Linked DNA regions of Homo sapiens: region 2 is linked to region 1. A link is a contact called in ENCODE Hi-C or POLR2A ChIA-PET data. All regions are on one chromosome and are shown on one strand. The core of a region is the stretch at or near the end of the contact, and the rest is flanking DNA. Distances in the headings are between cores, read along the strand shown.

Evidence for each region. Hi-C counts contacts between places; a loop is a spot of excess contacts on that map. ChIA-PET counts read pairs that join two places held with the same protein, here RNA polymerase II (POLR2A).
Region 2: a loop to region 1 is called in a map of naive thymus-derived CD4-positive, alpha-beta T cell, with 17 times the contacts of the local background. The contact joins the promoter of ARHGAP25 here to the promoter of UGP2 in region 1. A Hi-C loop is called at or near these places in 1 of 168 maps with a recorded cell type or tissue (naive thymus-derived CD4-positive, alpha-beta T cell). POLR2A ChIA-PET finds 5 or more read pairs at or near these places in 1 of 52 experiments (CD4-positive, alpha-beta T cell).

The regions. Positions count from the first base shown.
Region 1 is chr2:63,838,340-63,843,560 of GRCh38, forward strand. It overlaps UGP2 (UDP-glucose pyrophosphorylase 2), which reads left to right and starts at 3,557. Exons shown (of 10, transcript NM_006759.4): 1 at 3,557-3,865. The coding sequence starts at 3,847. It also overlaps a transcript of WDPCP not described here. RefSeq lists enhancers at 2,564-2,743, 3,614-3,663 and a silencer at 3,204-3,513.
Region 2 is chr2:68,731,895-68,737,617 of GRCh38, forward strand. It overlaps ARHGAP25 (Rho GTPase activating protein 25), which reads left to right and starts at 2,917. Exons shown (of 11, transcript NM_001007231.3): 1 at 2,917-3,366. The coding sequence starts at 3,306.

The DNA of each region.
Region 1 (5,221 bases), core at 2,307-4,806:
TACATCCTAGGATATGGGACTGGGTAAACCAAACTGAGTTTCCTCAAGTTTCTATGGGAAAGTAGAAAGAAGGAAGAAATTATAGGCAGAATTTGTATCATCCGTGGATGGTCGCATATGGAACCAGACAAAAACTGGCTTCCAGGCTTTCTTTCTAATTCACAATCCATTTCACTCCAGCTCCTTAACCCTGTACACACTCTTATCAGCCCCCATCTTCATTCTTTGGATCCCCCCACCCCAGGTTTCTGCAAAGGTAAAATCTATAAATCTACCGATGTTACAGATTTCTAATGATACAGATTATCAACATCATGCACCTTGAAGGGATATTCCAGAGTAGTATCTTATGAAAAAAAGGATTAAAGATACACATACTTGCCCAGAGAAAGCAATTTTTCAATGACTGAAATATATAAAGGGAAATAGGTAACTGCTTTCTAAGCATGTCTTTGCTCCATGGCCATTAAGAACTCCACCTCTTTCTTTCCTATCTCCACAGGATTTGTCAAGTGAGGTTGTTCTTAGTGGCTCTGAGAGAGTGGGAAGCTCGCTTACAAAGTGTTTGTGGGTTCAAAATTTAAATTTATACCGATGTATAAAGAAATTTCATTTTATAAGTACTGTTTGGAAATATTTGGAAACTAAGCTTCTAGAGTGCTACTTCTCTAAGAACTAGTGACTGAGTAGTTACAGATGTAGCCCCTGAAGATGGGTAGTTAGTTACTTTTTGGAGAGTTCTTGAGGCAGCAAGTGTACAACAACCTTTGGTACTATATCTCAATATTCAATCACTCATAAATCAAGATGCCATTCTTAGATATTAACAAATGCTCTTGCTGCAATTAAAACCCATTTCCTTTTTAATCTTCCATGAAGGCAGAAAATACAGTAACTGATCATCGTTTCTTATAATAAACCTTGTATAATTAAAAACTCGCCAGGCGCGGTGGCTCACGCCTGTAATCCCAGCACTTTGGGAGGCTGAGGCAGGCGGATCACAAGGTCAGGGGTTTGAGACCAGCCTGGCCAACATGGCGAAACCCCGCCTCTACTAAAAATACAAACATTAGCCAGGTGCGGTGGCACGAGCCTGCGGCCCCAGCTACTCGAGAGGCTAAGGCAGGAGAATCGCTTGAACCCGGGAGGCGGAGGTTGCAGTGAGCCTAGACTGTGCCATTGCACTCCAGCCTGGGCGACAGAGCAAGACTCCGTCTCAAAACAAAAACAAAAACAAAACAACAACAACAAATAAATCTCTTCATTGTCCTTCATCTTTTGCAGGCTAAGTAACCCTACGTGGCCCAAATCTTTCGGTAGTATTTTATTTTGGTACTAATGCTCATTGGTAAAGACTGCTTTTTCAGTGCTGGAACAATTTTTGTACTGTATACAAAGGATGTAGAGATTTTGTTAAGATCTTCAGTCTCCAAATGCTGTTATTAAACTGTAGACATCTGGATTTTAGACACTTGTTTTGTCTGGGGAAAATTCGTTTTACGGCCGAGAGGTTTTTGAGTGTAATCTTTTTGGATTTCATGTAAGAAACACAGTACCAATGGTTGTCATTCTCTAGTATAACAATTTTTCACTAGCCTTTTCTGTGTTGTTTGTTCTAATAACATTTCCATATAAAGACGTAGAACCAAAAAATCAAAGTTCCTTTGTTTAGACAATGAGTCATTAAAAAATTCTCACTTTACCTTGGTTGATTAGTGCTGCCCAAAGCCTCAAACTCTTCTGTAATTACCGTACTTGTTTATTGAAGGCACTTAAGAGAAGGCGCTGGCAAATCATCTGCCCTGGTGCGGGCTATTTGAGTCTTAAAGTGGAAATGCAAAGTCTGAAATGCACTCGCTGCCAGGCACACTGAGTCTTAGATGCAGGTGGGGTTGACGGTACCAGGTGTGATTTGACAAGCCGTGGGCTGGCCCTGTAACAGTCCCCAGGCTAGTGTCAAGTTCCGTGTAACATCCTCTTTCCTTGAGGACTTCAAGAATCTACCAAAAGAAAAGCATCTCTTGAGGAGTAACTTAGGCCAGTTCCACGTTGAAGAGAAAAGTAAACGCCTATCACAGCAGCTCTACAGGATTAGGAACCGGGGCAATGGGGATGGTGGTGGTTCCGGTGAGGGAGCCTTCACTTGTCACTTTCTTCAATGCCTAAACCCTCCTTTTGTTAGCTGGCCCACACAGGCCAATGCCTACTCCCTAACGCATCCTCACCCTCCCCCAACCAGATGTGATGAGGGGAGCAAGCGTCCCCTGAGAAGCGTCTGGGCTCCCTCGGGGCAGCTGCGGTGGGGAGCTCCGGCTCTATCCGCAGGGCTTTCTTTAGTCCCTAGTCAGCGGGAATATTTTTACTGATTGGAAAAATAACCAGTCGTGCTCAGGTGCTCTCCCTCACTGAGATATACTGGCGAGGCTTCCCTGGCCGCAACGCCGCCGTAAGTGCTGCTCCCACGCGCGGTATCCCCGCGTACTGCTCAGTGCCCAACTCCGACGGGCTCTCAAGTGCCGCAACGCCCCGCCCCTTGCCACCTCCACACGTCTCATTGGCCAGAGCCTGCGTCCGCCTCGGCTCCTGACTGGCGGCTGCGCCTGTCGGTCCGTGCGGCAGGGACATTTCCGCATTGAAGGGGCTGCTCCGAATGGAGGGGGAGGGGAGGTGTTTAGGAGAAAGTAGGGGCTGTGGGTGTCGGGAGCCGGCTGACGGGTGGACAAGGGGGGGTTAGCAGCTGGGCTGCGACCGTTAGGGAGGGGCTCAAGGTGTGCATGTGTGAGGGAAGAGAGAGAGAGAGAAGGGCGCCTCAGAGGTGACTTTCAGCCTGCGAGCCTTCTTCCCGGGGCGCCATAAACGCCCCCAATTTCCCAGCTGCTAAAGGAAGAGGAAGGTGGGTCTCGCTGGCGGCTTGAGGAGGGGCGGGGTTGGGCTTCCGGCGACCCCCTGGATGAGTGTGTTTCCCGCTCTCGCTGGCCCGCTGTGTGGTCTCGGAGGCGGAATTTGGGCTTCTGAGGAGCGCAGGGCAGGCGGGGCGAGAATATGTACGGGAAGGGTCGGTGCCCTCCCTTGGGACTCCCGCGCCGGTGCACGGGTCTGCCTCTAGCCGGTGACCCCTTAGTGTCCGCTGCGGGGGAGGGGCAGCGTAGCCTTCGGCCCCTACCGAGAAAAAGCTGCGGCCGGGTTTCACTGCTCGAGGCGGGAAGGCGGGGAGCTGAGGCCCCGACCGGTCGGCCAGCCAGAGCGTGGAATTGGTAGCGCCTCCTAGTCCCAGGATGTTTATGGCTGGTGAAAATGGTTGCACTGCCCCCGCTGGCCGGCCTCGCCCGCCTCCCCGACCCCTGCTTGGGCGGGAGCCGCTGTTAACCGGGGTTTTCGGGGGAGGCGTTTGGGGCCTGGACGGCGGCGCGGGGAGGGGGCAGCTAGGGGCGCGGCCTGCCAGTGCCTCCTGCAGTACAGCCCTGGAGGGCGTGGGGACTTGGGGGCGGTGAAATAGCCGCTGTAGGTCCGCCTCTTTCATTGAAGAAATTTAAGTTCGTGTGGTTTTACCTTTTCCGGGAGTCTCCAGCTGGCCCTCATTTGTGTCCGGAGCTCAGGAGTTCCCAAACCGACTCAGTCGCACCAAGTTTCCGTCTTTTGGAATTGGGGAAGGAGTTTCTTTCTTTCTTTTCTTTTTTCTTGAGCCAGTTTTAATCGCTTTGAATAAATACTCCCTTAAGTAGTTAAATATAGGAGGAGAAAGAATACATCGGTTGTTAAAGCAGGAGAGGAAGAGAGACCTGCCCTGTAGCGTGACTCCTCTAGAAAAAAAAAAAAAAAGCCGGAGTATTTTACTAAGCCCCTAAAATGTCGAGATTTGTACAAGGTAAGAAATGCTGCTGCTTATATCCCGAGTTGCTTCAGGCAAATTTGGGTACTGACAGTGGAGAGGTTGGTGGGTGGTTTGGAAGTGGAAATGTTCATTTGAGATAACATTTGCGAAACCCTTTTCGTTGAATTGTCATCTGAGCTGCCTTGAGCTGCTGGGTTGACGTTCCAGACGCGTATAATTTATGCTCCTGTACCCTGCTGGGTTTAGTTTTGCCTCCCTGAAATCAGGTTAGTAGTACCGTCGCTTTCCTGGATAGTGGCTGTAAGTGATAAAACAGGATTTTTGGCTGCTAATTAATCCTTGTTCTCTTTTCCTGGTCTGTGTCAAGGTACCTGTGCGTGCACGCAGACGGGAAGGGCTGGGGAAGCGGGAGGACTGAGAAAAGCCGGGTGGGTTTTGCCGGGACTGTTGGGGAAGCTTTAGTGTTCTCCGCTTCTACTTCGTTTGTGTGTACGTGGTTTGCGTCTCAGATTCACTTATTGCGAAACTGGGAGTAGCCCGAAGAAGCTGGAGGTCATTTCAGCTGGAGAAATGACTTTGCTGCATTGCTGTGTTTATTTTTTCCTTTTTTGAACTATGAAAAGATGATTAAGGTTCCTTTGAAGTTTGAAAACTGCTCTCTAAATTCCACATGTGTATTTAAAAAGGGTTAGGGAATGCCTCAACTGAGATTATCAGTAACGTGTATATGAATGCATGTGTGTACGGTGTACTCACTGAAATTGGTGCTGGCATAAACCTTTGACACCAGTTTGTAGCATGAGATTTGCCTTCTGGTATGCAAGTAAACTCTTTCCTTGTAGACTCCAGTGTGTGAAAGCTTCAGCCATCTTGATGAACACACAGCTAGTAAAGTTCACAAACACTTATTATGCTTCCTGATAAATGTAGGTGTACTTTTGGAAAAAAAAAGTTGTGTCAGTAATGGCCATCATTTGACCCTGGGAATAAAAATGCCCTACTGAGTTCTACATCGCTTTATTAACTCTTCTTTAAATTTTGTGTAGTAGATTAAAGTAAGAGAATTCGACTGCCTGTGTTATTATCGAAACAGATCGAACGCTATGCTTGCCTTTAGCGCTAAGCTCAGAAATGTCACTTGTTATTAGACTTTCAAATTCATGTTATACCTTATATGTGGTAAGAGATGCTTATGTTCTGATTGAGTAAATGTCTTATTCAAGAATAGAAAGGCAGAACTGTTAGAAACGTACTGGTTTTGTAATAACAATATTCAGTTACCATAAAGGCGGTATTTTGCAAGAATATGCTAGGTAAAAGTGGACAAGTTACTTCTCTTTAAAAGTTAGAAATATTAATAAACCCAAGGTGTTCCATGTAGAGTTATGC
Region 2 (5,723 bases), core at 1,667-4,166, 4.9 Mb after region 1:
CAACAGACTGTAAGAGACAACAGCCGGTGTCAGGGCGGTGAGGTGGGGAAGCAGAAAACACGTCTGCTTGTTCACGAACGTTCTTCCAATGTCCAGCAAAAATTTGGTCCTTAATAAATCCGCTTATCATTCAACAAGCCAACAGATGGAACAATGTTTGCTTGCGCTACTGCAGATGCTAATTCAAACTTTGGGACCAGGCAAGGCATTTGGCTCTTCATTTTATGAAGATCAGAGAGAGGGAGCGCAGTACCCAGTTGACTGACCGAGAGAGAGCTCTGTGGTGGGGGAAGGCTGCTGTGTTGGGCCCTTGTGGGGAGTGTGCTTTCCATCTGATTGCCTTTCCGCATCTGCACAACTAACTTCCCCCATGGGTCACGAGTTTTTCCAAGACTGACAGGAACCTACCCTGAAAAGTAAAGGAAGTTCCCTGCGTGTTTCTTAATGACACCTTCAAAATATTTTCAACATTCCTCAGTTTAAAGGTCCCAGGACTGAAATTTTAGATGGTGTCGAATTCCCCCGTGGAGATGCTGCTGGGCCGGGCCAGACAGCTACCTCTCTCACACCCGCTTAATTAAGTTGGGATACGAAAAAGAGCAGTGGTGTTTGGGTCAGGCAGGCAGTAGTGCAATGTCTCCAAGTAGCTGAGTCAAGTTCAGCGGAATCCAGCTCCCTGGGGAGGCTGGAGGGTAGCTGGGTAGACTGGGTGAGTGTGGTGGATTGGAGTCTTGATCAGCAAACACTCCGGCCCTTCTTCCACCCCTCCGGCCCTTCTCCCTCCCCACTGCTGCTGAGGACTGGGTGTACTTCCGGCCTCACTGACTTTGAGCTTGGCCATGTGACCTGTGTTGGCCAATGGAATGTGAGCAGACAGGGTGTGCGCAGAGGCGTTAAATGCGCTTGCAAGGTTCTTCTCTCTTGTGCTCCTTTCATTCCTGAAGACAGGAGTATACACCAGGTCACCACTGTTCCTTCAGCCTCGTTCTCTGGATATACAGTTTGGATACATTTAGTTTGAGATGGCTACTATAGATCTAAGCAGAGATCCATGTGATTTGGAGTTCAGGGGGTCTGGGCTGGAAATACACATTGGAATCATCTGCAAATATGTGACATTTAAAGCCTTGAGACAGATGAGCTCACCAAGGTGTGAGTGTGGATGGAAAAAGAGTCCAGTCGAGTCTTGGTTTCCTTCAATATTTAGAGGTCAGAGAGATGAGAAGGAATCAGCAAGAAAACAGACACGGAAAAGCCAGAAAGGCAGGCAGACAGCCAGGCCAACCATGGGCCGTGGGAGCCCCATGGACAGAGGGCTCAGAGTTGGAGAGAGCTATCAAATGTGTCCGACACTGCTGATGGGCCCGTGAGATGAAGATGAAGCCCTGACCTGTGAGTTTAGTGACAGGGAAGTCGTAGGTATCCTTGATGAGAATATATTTTGTGGAGTCATAGGGGCAAAAACATCAACCAAGGGATTCGGGAGAGAATAAGAGGAGAGATATTTGCAAGTTAGACAATTCTTACTAAAGCTTGGTTCAGAAATGAAGGAGAGAAATGGGACTCTAGCCCAAGGGGGTGGTGGCATCCAGAGAGATTTTTTATGGGATAAAAAATAGTAAGTTTGAACGCTGACAGGAAGGATCAAAGAGAGAGAAGAAATTGATGATGCAATAGGGATGGGAGAGTGTTAACAGCCAGTTCACCCATTGTACCAAGAATAAGGTCAGGGATACAGCTTGCATGCAGGTAGGTGAGCAGATAGAGTGAGGGAAGCTTGTGGACATTCTCTTTCAGTTACATTGATTTTCTCAATGAAACGGGAACCCAGGTCGTCAGTAAGAGTAAGCAAGTGGCAGGTGAAGAAGAAAGTATGACAGAGTCATCTAGGAGAGTTGGAGAATGAATGGAGCAAGGCGTGCAGCTTAGATGCTGGCTAGCAGTGACTGTTCTGAGCACTTTGTACTGGCTTTTCTACTAAAGCCTCACAACAGCCTATGAAGTAAGCCCTATTATTTGCCCCATCTACAGATAAGAATTGAAGCACAAAGTGGTCAAGAAACTTGTCCATAGTCCCACAGCAGGAAAGCCAGGATTTGACTACCAGTGATCTGTTTCCAGGGCCCAAATGCTTAAGCACTAGGTTAGGCTGACCCAGTTAAACATGAAAGCTTGTCACAGAACTGAACTAAATAGAATAGAATAAAGGTTGAATTAATGTGTGTGGTGCAACCACTCTGTGTCAAGCTCTGCACTAGATTCCTCTGCAAAAACCCTTTGAGTTGTGGTTATTATCAACCCCATTTTACTGATGAGGACATTAAGGTCTGGAAAGATTCAGTTGCTTGTTCAAAAGTTGAAGAGCTAGCAAATGGAAGCCCACACCATGTATACAGCCCACACACCCTGATTCTAAAGCCCACACCCTGTGTACAATGCCAAAGAACCCTTAGGATATGTGAGTGGGTCGACCTAGCTTAAGTTGCTTCATTAAGCCAAATACATCAAAACCCTCCCTACATCAGGCTGAGATCACTTGCAAACTTTATCCTGAGCACCTGGAGAGCTTGCGACATGGTCCTTACAGCAGGAAGAATTTAAAAGAAGATAACTTTGGGGGAATGCTTGTTGTTTTTCTGACCATTTTTGGATGCTTGATCCGTTAGGTGAGGAAGAGGAGAGCTTAGAGTTGAAGTAGATGATGGGAGTTTCGACATTTTCTTCTAATTAAAACTGTAATCTTTTATAACAGAAGCAACCATTCTGGTTTTTCAAGCATTTCCAAAAACCATTTTCTCAAGAAAGAGTGCTCATAATGTATCATCTTCACTGAACAGCCACCCACTTCCTCAAATGCAAGGAAGCAGACAGTTAAAAAAGAAACACACACACACACACACAAAACCAAGAGGCAGCAGTTGTTTATCACGACCTCAACTCAGTAAGGCCTGAGATTCTTTCGAAAAGGAGCTTTGCTTCCCATGACGCAGAGGGAAGTGTCAACTGGGATATTTCTGGTAAAACTGAAAGCAAGAAAAGCAGGGTGCTAGCCCCTGTGGGACTGAGGGTGGAGGCTGGGGGAGTTTGGGTGCCATCCTCCAGTGACAGATGGATGGACCTTTCATCTAAGAGAAAGGAGGAGACACGTTGGCAAATCAGCCTCAAGCCTAAGATTGCTTGTGAAGCAATCATAAGGAGGAACAAAAACAGACACAAAAACAGAGGGAAAGAGTGAAAAGACAAGAAGGGCGCAAACTGTGACAGACTCACCGCTTCACTAACTACTCACTTAAACTGGAAGCAAAATGTCCCTAAAATTGCCAAGGAACTGGGATTTCAACCTGAAAGTGGAGGCTGCGAAAATAGGTATGGTTGGTGTCTTTTCGTTGCCTCTGTGATTCTTACGTATACTCGAGCACCATTTGCATGTTGGTCTGCAGGGAGCATAGTCTACTTAAAAATGGATCTCGCAGCAAATCTGAGTTTGAGGGACCATTTGCATTTAAGTTGGCATGCCAGGTCCAAGTTCTAAAATGCTGGGAGGGGGTTCTCTTTCATTTGGACAAAACAGTGGGATGGCACTCCTTGGTGTGCAGGATCTGGGGTACTTCGGATGATTTAAGGCTACAGACTACACACAAAACTGTGAGTTTTTAGCATATTCCATTTCCTTCCTGTTTGGAAACTCATCCATATTTTGAATGGTTCTGAACAGGAGCACAAAGACTAGAGTCTTTTGAAGTGCTCAATCTGTAAGTAAATTCAATGGGTGTTCTGTTTTGTGAGCCCAGGAGTCAAGGTGTATTAAAAGGTAGTAGCAAAAGGTAGACAACAAAAACAAGACAGGAACATAAAAACGTACTAAAGTATAATAAAGACCTTACTTAATAAAAATATAATTAAAGGAACAGAATGGGAGGGAATTCTTAGATGAGTTGGAAAAGAGATGTATTTTTTATTATTTTAAGGGAGACTGGCATATTTTCTGAGATAGTCTGGCCTTTAATCCATACCCTGTCCTTCTAATGATGATAGTGATACATTAAGTTTAATCTATATATTCGTTATGAAGTTCTTTACATAGATTTCTTCTATTGCTAAATTGGTCACAGTAATTCACATCAGAGCAATCGGGCTGAAAACTATTGCCTACATTTATGTATCTCACCCATACATGAGATAACTTCCTTGATATTAGATATAGATAAGTATTAAGGTGTTTCTAACAGCTTGGAGGAATTTTGCTTGGAAAAAGGTTTAGATTTGAACCTCTAATGGGGTTAAGTGTGCTACTAAAATAAGTGCTCCATTGAAAAGTCACAAGCGGAGCATTAATGATGTAGGTCTGAGAAAGGGTTTGAAAGAAAACAGAGTAATCAGAGAAGCCATTTATCTTGATAACTAGGGGAGATTAGCGTTCCCTAATCAAGCTGTGAATGATTGTATGCTGAGGTCAGTTCAGAGAAAAGGTAATGTTCATACCTCTTACAAAAGCAAGAGATTTTCCTCCTAACTATCATTGATACAAATGTACTTGGCTAATGCTCAATCTATGTCATACAAATTATATGGTTCTGTTCCTTTGAAAGTGTCCTGCTTCTACATAAATAAGGTCATTCTGCCTTCTCTCCACCTATGTTTGAACACAGGTTATTAGGGTCTTACTCTCCTTTGGTTTAAAAAACAAGAAAGTTGAGACAATTAATAGTTAAATGATTTTTTTCACAGATATAGGAAATTACCACACTAGAGCTCAAGACTGCATATACTCAGGTCTGGGATTTGATTGAGTGAATTTCATGATTTTTACCAATGTTTCTTAAAGCATGGTCCCATAGATAACCTATATCAGACTCACATCAAGTGCTGGCTAAAAATGCAGATTTCTGGGCACCATCCTTACAAAATCAGAATCTCTGGAGGAAGGCCCAGGATCCTGCATTTTGACAAGCACCCCCCACTTTCATCCTCACCTGAGGAAGAATTCCTGCTGTAGGTACTGTGGTCTATGTTCACTAGCCCCAGCAGACAGTTTTCACCCATTTAGTATAGGGCACAGTGCTTGTTCTTAACTGGGCACACAATAAATATTTGTTGGCTGAATGAATGCTTCAGCCAACAAAAACAAGCAGATGATGTTATTTAGTATTACTTAATGAAAAAATAATAATAAGGACATAATGAAATACAGAGGAGCCCTTGTCATTATCCATGCTATCTATAAGTTTGTCACCCTGAAGGACTGGACTACAGTAGGATGCATTTATAAGTGTCACATGAACTAGAATTCAGATCATAATCTGAGTCCTCTGATGGGGGAGAGCCCTTGACTCAGTCACAGGACTTCCAGTCCCCTCTCCAGCATCCTGTGTCCAGGTGTAACTGTAGGAACTGGCTTACCAATATATCAAAGAAACTTACCTCTATTGGGAAGACCTGTGGAACTGGGAGTTATGTCAGGAAAGCTGACAATCTGTGGTTTTAACGTTTTCTCAACCTAGATACCATTGACATTTGGGGTTGGATAGTTTTTTGTTGTGGGGCCTGTCCTGTGAATTATAGGATGTTTAGCAGAATCCTTGGCCTCTACCTTCTAGGTGATGGTAACACCCCCCTACCACTACCAGTTGTGACAAATAAAACTGTCTTTACATATAGCCAAGTGTTCCTTGGGGATGGGGGTGAGGGTAATATCTTCTCTAATTGAGAACTCCTGGAGTAGA